Regions from separate parts of the Homo sapiens genome. Here region 2 is linked to region 1. A link is an interaction called in ENCODE POLR2A ChIA-PET data of the cell type or tissue named here. Cell type or tissue: MCF 10A. All regions are shown on one strand. Links, peaks and the distances in the headings refer to the core of each region. The heading gives the core; the rest is flanking DNA.

Region 1 (4,410 bases), core at 213-4,212:
ATGAATGGAATCTAAGAGATTTTCAGGTCATTATCAGGCTCACTAACATATGAATAATGGGAGTTCTGTGGGAGAGGAGAAAAAAGAGCAAAAAGAATATTTTAAAAACAATGGTCATAGTTCTCTAAATTTGATGAAAGACATGACTCTAAACATACAAGACACTCAAAGAACTCCAGGTAAGATAAATTTAAAAGAGAGCCACACTGAAACACGTTATAGTCAGATTGTCAAAAGCAAAACTGGCTACATCATTTTACTTTCCCATCAGCAATGTACAGGCATATCTCACGGATATGGCAGGTTCAGTTTTATACCACTGCAAAAAAAGTGAGTATTACAATAAAGTGAGTCACACAATGTTTTTGGCTTCTCAGTTAATATAAAAGTTATGTTTATACTATACTATAGTCTATTAAATGTGCAATAACATTATGCCTAAAAAATAGTTTATGTGCCTTTATTAAAAAATACTTCATGATAAAAACGTTAATGAGCCTCTGAATCTTCAGTGAGTCTTAACTGAGAGTTTTGCCTCATGCCTCAATGTGATGGCTGCTGACTGATCAGGGTGGTGGTTGCTGAAGGCTGGTGAGGCAGTGACAATTTCTTAAAATGAGACAACAATGAAGTTTGCTGCATCGATGGACTTTTCCTTTTGTGAAATATTTCTCTGTTGCATGCAATGCTGTTTGATAGCACTTTATCCACAGTTTCAAAATTGTGGAGTCAATCATCTCTAACCCTGCCACTGCTTCATCAACTAAGTTTATGTAATATTCTAAATCCTTTGTTGTCATTTCAACAATGTTCACAGCATCTTCACTAGGAGTGGGTTCCATTTCACAAAACCATTTTCTTTGCTCATCCATAAGAAGCAACTTCTCATTTGTTAAAGTTTGATCATAAGGTTGCAGCAATTTAATCTCATCTTAAGGCCCCACTTCTAGTTCTCTTGCTATTTCCATCATCTGCAGCTACTTCTTCCACTGAAATATTGAACTCCTCAAAGTCATCCATGAAGGTTTGAATTAACTTCTTCCCAACTACTATTAATGCTGATATTTTGACTTCTTCTCATGAATCATGAATGTTCTTAATGGCATCTAGAATGGTAAATTCTTTCTAGAAGATTTTTAATTTACTCTGCTCAGATCCATCAGTGGAATCACAGTCTATACCAGCTATAGCCTTACAATATGTATTTCTTGAATCATAAGACTTGAAAGTTGGAACTATTTCCTGATTCATGGGCTACAGAATGAATGTTGTGTTAGCTTCATCTAACCTATTTATCTCGGCTTTTGATATGCCTTCCTTACTAAGCTTAATCATTTCTACCTTTTGATTTAAAGTGGGAGATTTGAGACTCTCCCCTTCACTTAAACACTTAGCATCCATTATCTTGTTATTACTTGGCTTCATTTCAATATTGTTGTGTCTTAGGGAATAGGGAGGCCCAAGAAGAGAAAGAGATGGGGCAACAGCTAGATGGCGAAACCCTCAGAATAGGCACAGCATTTATTGACTAAGTCTGCAGTCTTTTATGGGCACAGTCTGAAGTACCCCAGAACAATTACAATAGTATCATAAAATCACTGATTTCAAATCACCATATGTAATAATGAAAAAGTTTTAAATATTGTGAGAATTATCAAAATGTGACACAGAGACATGAAGTGAGCGCATGTTTTTGGAAAAAAATGGCACTGACATATTTGCTTGACACATTTGCCACAAACCTTTCATTTGTTAAAAAAAAAATCCAAAGTAAACATTATCTGCAAAATGCAATAAAATGAAGCAAGATAAAACAAGTTATGCTGGCATGAGTGTTCTGATTTCTCTGTATACTCACCAACACTTGTTAATATCCATCCTTTTTTTATTATACTTTAAGTTCTAGGGTACATGTGCACAACATGCAGGTTTGTTACATATGTATACATGTGCCATGTTAACATCCATCTTTTTTAGTAAAGTCATCTTAGTGAGTGTGAAGTGGTATCTCATTTTTGTTTTTATTTGCATTTAGCTAATGGCTAATAATCTTGAGCAATTTTTCATGTGCTTGTTAAAAAATGTCTTAAACTGGCAATTGGAGAAAACATTTTGGTCTTTGATCCAGCTGACATGAAGGTAATTTAGTAAATTTACTCAATAAGACATATTCAATTAGTCACCTATTCTGCTGACAGAACTGGGTATAGGACCTCCCTTCTCAATGAGGACAACTTGATTAAAGAAAACTTGCCTGGAGCCTATGACGTCGTCCTACAGAAGGAAGCAAAAGAAACATCATCCAAACATTTCAAGGGGAATTTATCTCCAAAAAGGATTCACTATAGAGATGTGCATAATATTTCAGAAGCTGTTCTTCATTTTCCATATTTTACAAGATGCCCTGGACTCTATGAAACAGGAAAAGAAAAGTGTAATCTGAGGACTAGTTGAAATGAAAATGTGAGAAGAAACGAAAATGTGAGAAAAAATGAAGAAAATGATGATAACTCATAAAGGTAAAATTTCAAGATTAACAGAATTCAAATCTCCATTTGAGGTAATGAAAAACATAAATGGCATTAGAGGATACTAGCAAGGTGAAGAACAATAATAAGAAACTCTCCTTGAATTAATTGGAAAATGACAAAAATGTTAATGATAACATGGTTTACGAAGATTGAAAAAGAGACTGAAGCCAATGGAAAAATTAAATACATAGCTAAGAAAAATATCTAAACAACCTTTCAAATAACACAGTTCAGATGATCTCAACAGATCTCTAGGTCACCCCTCTCTAACTCCTTGAGAATTAATCATAGCTGGCTTACCACCATTCTCTTCAATACTTCTCCTCGCATGATTCTTGATTTTTGGAAATTACAATATTCACATAGATGATACCTCTCACACCCTGGCCTCTTAGTTCCTTAACAAGCATCCACTCCAATATTCAAAAATAATGATGTAAAATTACTGAAACTACATTCCTTGTGGGACCTCAGATTTGGAAATCTCACTCTCCGCCTACTTCCTACTTGTTCTATCTCACTCTCTCCAACACATGTAGACAATTATTCTGCTTCTCCAGCAACCTATGTTCCATGAAGCATTTTTGCTTCCCTCTCCAAGTACCACTTTCCCTCTTCCTCAGCTTATCTTTTAGCACCAATCATTATAATCATGCCTGTACACCACCAACTCCTGTCTTCCCCATACCTTTGCCACAACTGCCTGGCAAAACCTAAACCCTGGTTAAATCCAGCTCTCTGCCTACTCAATTTCTATAGCCATGCAATAGAATAGTGTAAAAAGGCAAAACTATGTTGAATGGCCTTACTTGAAATTGCTGACACAGATTTGGAGTACTCATAGAGCTATCAGCTGAACATCCTTATTCTATTCTCCCAGTTAGTCTCAGGACCTTACATCTTCTCTAATCTCCAATAGATCCTCACCATTTTCACTCTCAGCTGATGACCTTGATTTATACTTGACCAAAATTAAATTAGGTAATCATAAGCATCCTCCACGCGCCCCACCAGCACATCTTCACACTTACTCGCCTGTGCCACCCATATGCTCTGCTTCCCTCCTTACATTATGTAAACTATTCTTCCTCATCTAAGGCCAAGCTCCTCACCAGTATAATAGATTCTATCACTTCTCACTTATTTTAGGTCTCTTTCCCAGCAAAGTGCCCCTTTACTCATTCTAGTTTTCTGCATCCTAATTTTCTCCCTTTAATTGAATCATTCCCATTAGAATACATACATGCCTTATTTTTCATTTTAAAAAAGAAAGTGCTTTTTTTTTTTTTTTTTTTTTTTTTACTCTATAGCCAACTCTACTAGCTATCACTCCACTTATCTGTTTACCTTTACAACAGTATTCTTTGGAAGGGTTTGTAATCATTTTGCCAATCTTCTCCCTGATCTCTTAAACATACTCCAATCGATTTTTCAATGTCATTCTACCAAAATGCTTAATGCCCCAAGCTCGCCAGCTATCAGGTTGCTAAATCCAAGGGTCAATTCTTAGACTTCATCATACTTTTCCTTAAGCAGCCACAGTTGGTACCTTATTTTTCTTGGAGCATTTTGCCATTGGCTTCTGGACATCACTTTGTTTGCTCTCTTTCTACTTTTTGGGCTGCTCCTTCTCAACCCCTTTGTCAGCTCTTCCTCAACTACCTTACCTCTAAGCAATGCAGTGCTCTAGGACTCAGGCCCTGAACTTTTCTGAAAAGTTTTCAATACAGTAATGTACTTTAAAAATTATCTGTGTTACCCATTCCTTAACACCAAGATCAGCATCTCTATATGGAAATCTAATGAGCAACTCAAATTTTCAAAGCTGATATACTGGTTTATTTCTATTCAAAATCCACCCTTTCTGCCATCTTGTTTA
Region 2 (4,410 bases), core at 122-4,121, 73 kb before region 1:
ATGTTGATTGGGATGGTGATTACTCGAGTGTAATATATTTGTCAAATCTCATCAACTTACAATCTGTGCATTTTTTGTATGTTAAATTAGGGTAATAAAGTTGATTTAAACAAAGCAAAACAAAACTAACTTTTTATAGCTAGTCAGCCTGTGTGAAAGATAACTCTCTTTCCAATACATTATGTTGAACTGTTTTCTTTTGGTACAACTTGTGTTTTTTAATGTGCCTCAAAAACTGCTAAATTTCCCAGAATTAAGCTAACTGTGGAAGTTTGTGGTATAAATGGAGAAGCTGTGAAGACACTCCCCAGGTTTAAAAAATCAAACAATGTAGAAACCTATCTTTCGGTTCAGATTTTAGTGTTAACAATACTGGTTTCAGTAAAATACCTCTAGTATCCTCATCTAAAAGAAAAAGCACAAACGCAGAATTTAAGGGTGGAGGAACCAACTGTGGACGTTTGATTCTGGTTACAAATGTCTGTGAAGATTTAACTGTATTAGCGGTGTTATTTAAATTGTTCTAGTTTAATAATTGAGATATAAATTAATGAAGATTTGATAACTTTGTTATCCACCTAAGGCCTATTAACTTTAGCGCATGATTTTCTACAATACAAATTTTTAAAGAATATATATAGGATTTGTAACAGAAAGACCTGTTCTAAAATCTTCAACCACGTTTTTTCTTCTTTCACTAGTAGTAAGTGGTTCTTTAGCAGCATTTTCAGTTTCATTTTATATGAATAAAGTTACTAATAAGTAGGTTCTTTATAAAATCAGTTATATTTTGCATGGTCTATAAATATTTCAGTTGCATAAGTGACCTGAGAAGATCTAAGTCTTTATCACTATCTAGATATCATTCAATGCTAGATTTAGTTAAAAAAAAAAAAAAAAGCCCTGTACTGAACATGTGAGACTTTTGATTTCTTTACTTGATGTCAGCCTAGCCCAGAATACAGTCATTTTGTGACGCATTACAAATTACTCTTGTGTCTTTCTCCATCTTTTCTTTAATTAGGCTATTGCCTTTATAGTAATAGTATGATTGCAGAAACTGTAATTTTTGAAGTGCAGAAAACTGTTAATGCAATTAGCAAAAAAATAGTATACTTGCATGCCCATAAGTTTTGTCTAAAATATTTTCAATATACATTACATCTTATTTTAGTTCATAGAATTAATTTTTGTCCTAGTTATAGATTGCATTATGCATTTGAGAATGAAAGGCAACTTTATGTTAGTAATTATTCTTTCTCATATCTTTTCATGATGTTATGAATTTACATTGAATACAAATAGAGCCAATTGCTTTACCCTATGGTTTCTTTCCATATTGTAATATGTTTTAACATAGATCACAATTAAAGCCTACTGTGCTTCATAATATTCCTTGATGCCAGCTGTTCACCATCAATAAAATGGCAGTTTCTTCTCATTTCAGTGATTTCTTCTTAAATTTTTCTCCTTGAATTTGTGAAATTCTGAATAACAAAAGTGATACATGCAAATTAATGCTTTCACATTGGTAGTATCTGGTCAACAGGAGTCTCCAAAATGAAGAATGAACCCAGTCCAGTGTCAAAACCAACTATAGTTGAGGAACTTTTCACAGACACATCTAATTTAGCACTTCTTACTTGATATTTAAATGAGCTGTCTGAGACACATTTCTGATGAAATGTCTCTGTGATTATTTGAGAAAACTGAAGACTTTACTCTGGTAGCTCCATCATTCCTGTAATTGTTTTTGCACATCAGAACTAATTCCCCATTTTGAACTCAACAAATGCCAGTTTTTAGAGCTATTTAATGAAGGAAACAAGTTCAAACTTTATTTCCCCCTTTAATGCAATCAGAGGTTATGTTTGTTTAGAAAGCTAACATCTATCCAGATTATACACGCTCACCAGTGTCAGGCCAAAAAACACAGGCCCAAAACCACTCATTCCATAACTCCCTCATTTTCTGACCTATGGCTGTTATTGTAGGAATTGAATCTATCAAGAAGTTGCCTCTGGTACAGTCAGAGAATATCATGGCACCTTGTGCAATAATTTGCAAACTGGTTTGAGAGAAGTTGTATGAAAAAAATACATTCCAAACCTTGACCTCCCTACATTGTCACAGAGAATGTTTGGCTGGGCTTAGTTCCAAAAAAGCAAAAGAAGTGTATCTGAGAGCTAGGTGAGGTTGGGAAAACATGCTTGGCAGCTAATGATGAAGGAGCTTAACCTTCAGTCTTTGGCATCAGACACATCTGAGGTGAAGTCTTGGCTCATCTGTCTAGTGTGTGATCTTGTGCAACATATAACTCTCTTTAAAACTCTATCTTTATCCATAAAATTTGGAATTTAATAGTAATTGCATCATTTGGTTGTGTTGACTCAGAAAAGGTCCTCAGTAAGTGTTTTTTGAATTAATGAATTTAAATACATAATGACAGAATTTGCAAAGTGACAGACATGTTTAATTGCTTTTTATTATTGTGTTTATTGATCTTATATTTGTGGTTATTTATAAAGTTTTACTTGGTCTCAGAACAAAATGGATAAGATAAAATGAATATCTTGTATCAGAATTAGTCAATGCTCCACAGTAGAAATAGCTATTTTTACTATACTGCTGGGTACAAGGACAGAATAAAATACCCACTTAGCCATTTTAGGAAGATGCTCCTCAAATTCCGAAGTGGCTTGGAAAACAGAACCCAATTTTGATCCTTCTCCTTGGACAGTCAAACTGGAGAATGGTGATTGGTCTCTGCGAGTTTATTTTAACCTGAGGTTCCTCCATAGGACATTTCAGAGAGTAGGACATAAATCTGCGTACGTGTTTTCCTTTCTGCTTAGAGAAGGCTTTGGCATGGCTAAGCATTTGCAAAGTACCTACTCTGATGGCCTCCGAGGGAATGTATGTAGGTATTGACTTGTTGCTGTTAAAATATTCAACATATTCAACTAGTTCAGCTACATTTAATATGTTCATACAATTTAAGGTGACATTATTTTCAAAAAGAAAATTTAGAAATCCAGGTCAACATTTTAGTAATCTTAAGTCAAAGTCTTAAAAAATAGATTAACCTGGTAAATTCTAAAGGCATACAGCTCTTTCAGATTTTAAGAGACATATACAAAGTTCAGAACATTTTAAATGAAAAATTGACACTGTGACCAAATGAAAATAAGAATAATAATAACATTAATATAATGGATAGCATTTATCCATAATATAATGGATAGCATTTTTATAAGACATCTGGTCAACACAAGATTCAAATACTCAAATTTTTCTTTAAAAGGATATTTTAATAAGACAGGCAAAATAAAATATGTTTATTATAGGAAGCCTAATGATTAATTAATTTCATATTTTCTTTGGAAAAATATTTTTTGATTTGTTTCTGCTACAGCTGAAAGATAGATTTATGTTAAGCTTCTCCTGGCTTAGTCCTTATGGGCTCCATGGGCATTATTTGCTTGGAGTGGTAGAGGCCAACGCTGAGGCAATGTCACTTGTGGAACTCACCTTGAAAACTCATTGGCAAGTGAGGGGAATTCAGCCAGAGGACTCTCTTACTCCTGTTCTTCTGTGCAACCACTAGACCATTCTCTTTTTTTGAAAATATGTTAAAAATACCTACTCATATATACAAATCCCTACTACCTTAATATTGTTTGATTGCTTCATTTGTCTTCCCACGCTCTTCTCTCTTCTAACAATCATTCATGGTATTTGAAAATGACTCAAAGGGAATACATTTAAGTATTGCTTTGTGGCTCAACAAAACAACGCCTCTCTGTCTGTTCTTCTTTTGCTGTTTTTGACAAAAAGACAATATACATATTCGTATGCACACAATTACATTTGTCGTGTATTTTTAAACCCTCACTCATTCTTAGTTTACTTGAAACTATTCAACTTTACCTAAGCATAATATGGAAGACTTTTCTTTCTCTGTCTTTAAGCTCCTTTCATCAAAAAGAAAAGAAATAGTGATGGCTTGAAATAATGTGATAGTAACAAAAGGAAAGAGAAAAGTAATCAGCATTATTATTAATAGAATAGTTTGAAGGATATATACACACACATGTATGTGTGTATCTATCTCTACACATTATATATATAGATGCTTTTCAATGTCACTTTTTAACTATACTTTGTATGAGTAAGTAAAGTTGGCAGATGCCAAGTAAATGTTAGGTATGTGACATCCCAGTAGGCTTAGGGTACTAGAGTAATTTGAGAGTGCTATGGAAATATGTGTAATCAGAATAAATTTATGTAGGTCAAAAGTTCATCAGGATTAAAGGTAAAACATATTTGACTGGGTCAAAAATGTTTACATTTAATGACGACATAGACAAATTGGATGTGGGAAAAAGGAACAGAAGAAAAGATATAAGA

The links. Peaks named below come from ENCODE experiments on the same cell type or tissue, not always from the same donor. Only the 100,000 strongest peaks of a DNase experiment are listed, where the experiment ranks them.
Region 2: POLR2A ChIA-PET joins it to region 1 with 5 read pairs; 2 of 35 experiments call an interaction of 5 or more read pairs at or near these places.

Annotation. Positions count from the first base shown.
Region 1 is chr4:124,192,603-124,197,012 of GRCh38, forward strand. All of the region lies in intron 1 of LOC105377407 (a long non-coding RNA gene), which reads right to left. The region is part of intron 1 of LOC105377406 (a long non-coding RNA gene); the gene reads left to right. Among named protein-coding and RNA genes, the nearest start is that of LINC02516, 360 kb to the right of the region's middle. In MCF 10A, for the core only: no CTCF peak of the experiment used is centred there; no DNase peak of the experiment used is centred there.
Region 2 is chr4:124,119,655-124,124,064 of GRCh38, forward strand. The region is part of intron 2 of LOC105377407 (a long non-coding RNA gene); the gene reads right to left. Among named protein-coding and RNA genes, the nearest start is that of LINC02516, 440 kb to the right of the region's middle. In MCF 10A, for the core only: no CTCF peak of the experiment used is centred there; a DNase peak (open chromatin) is centred at 2,167.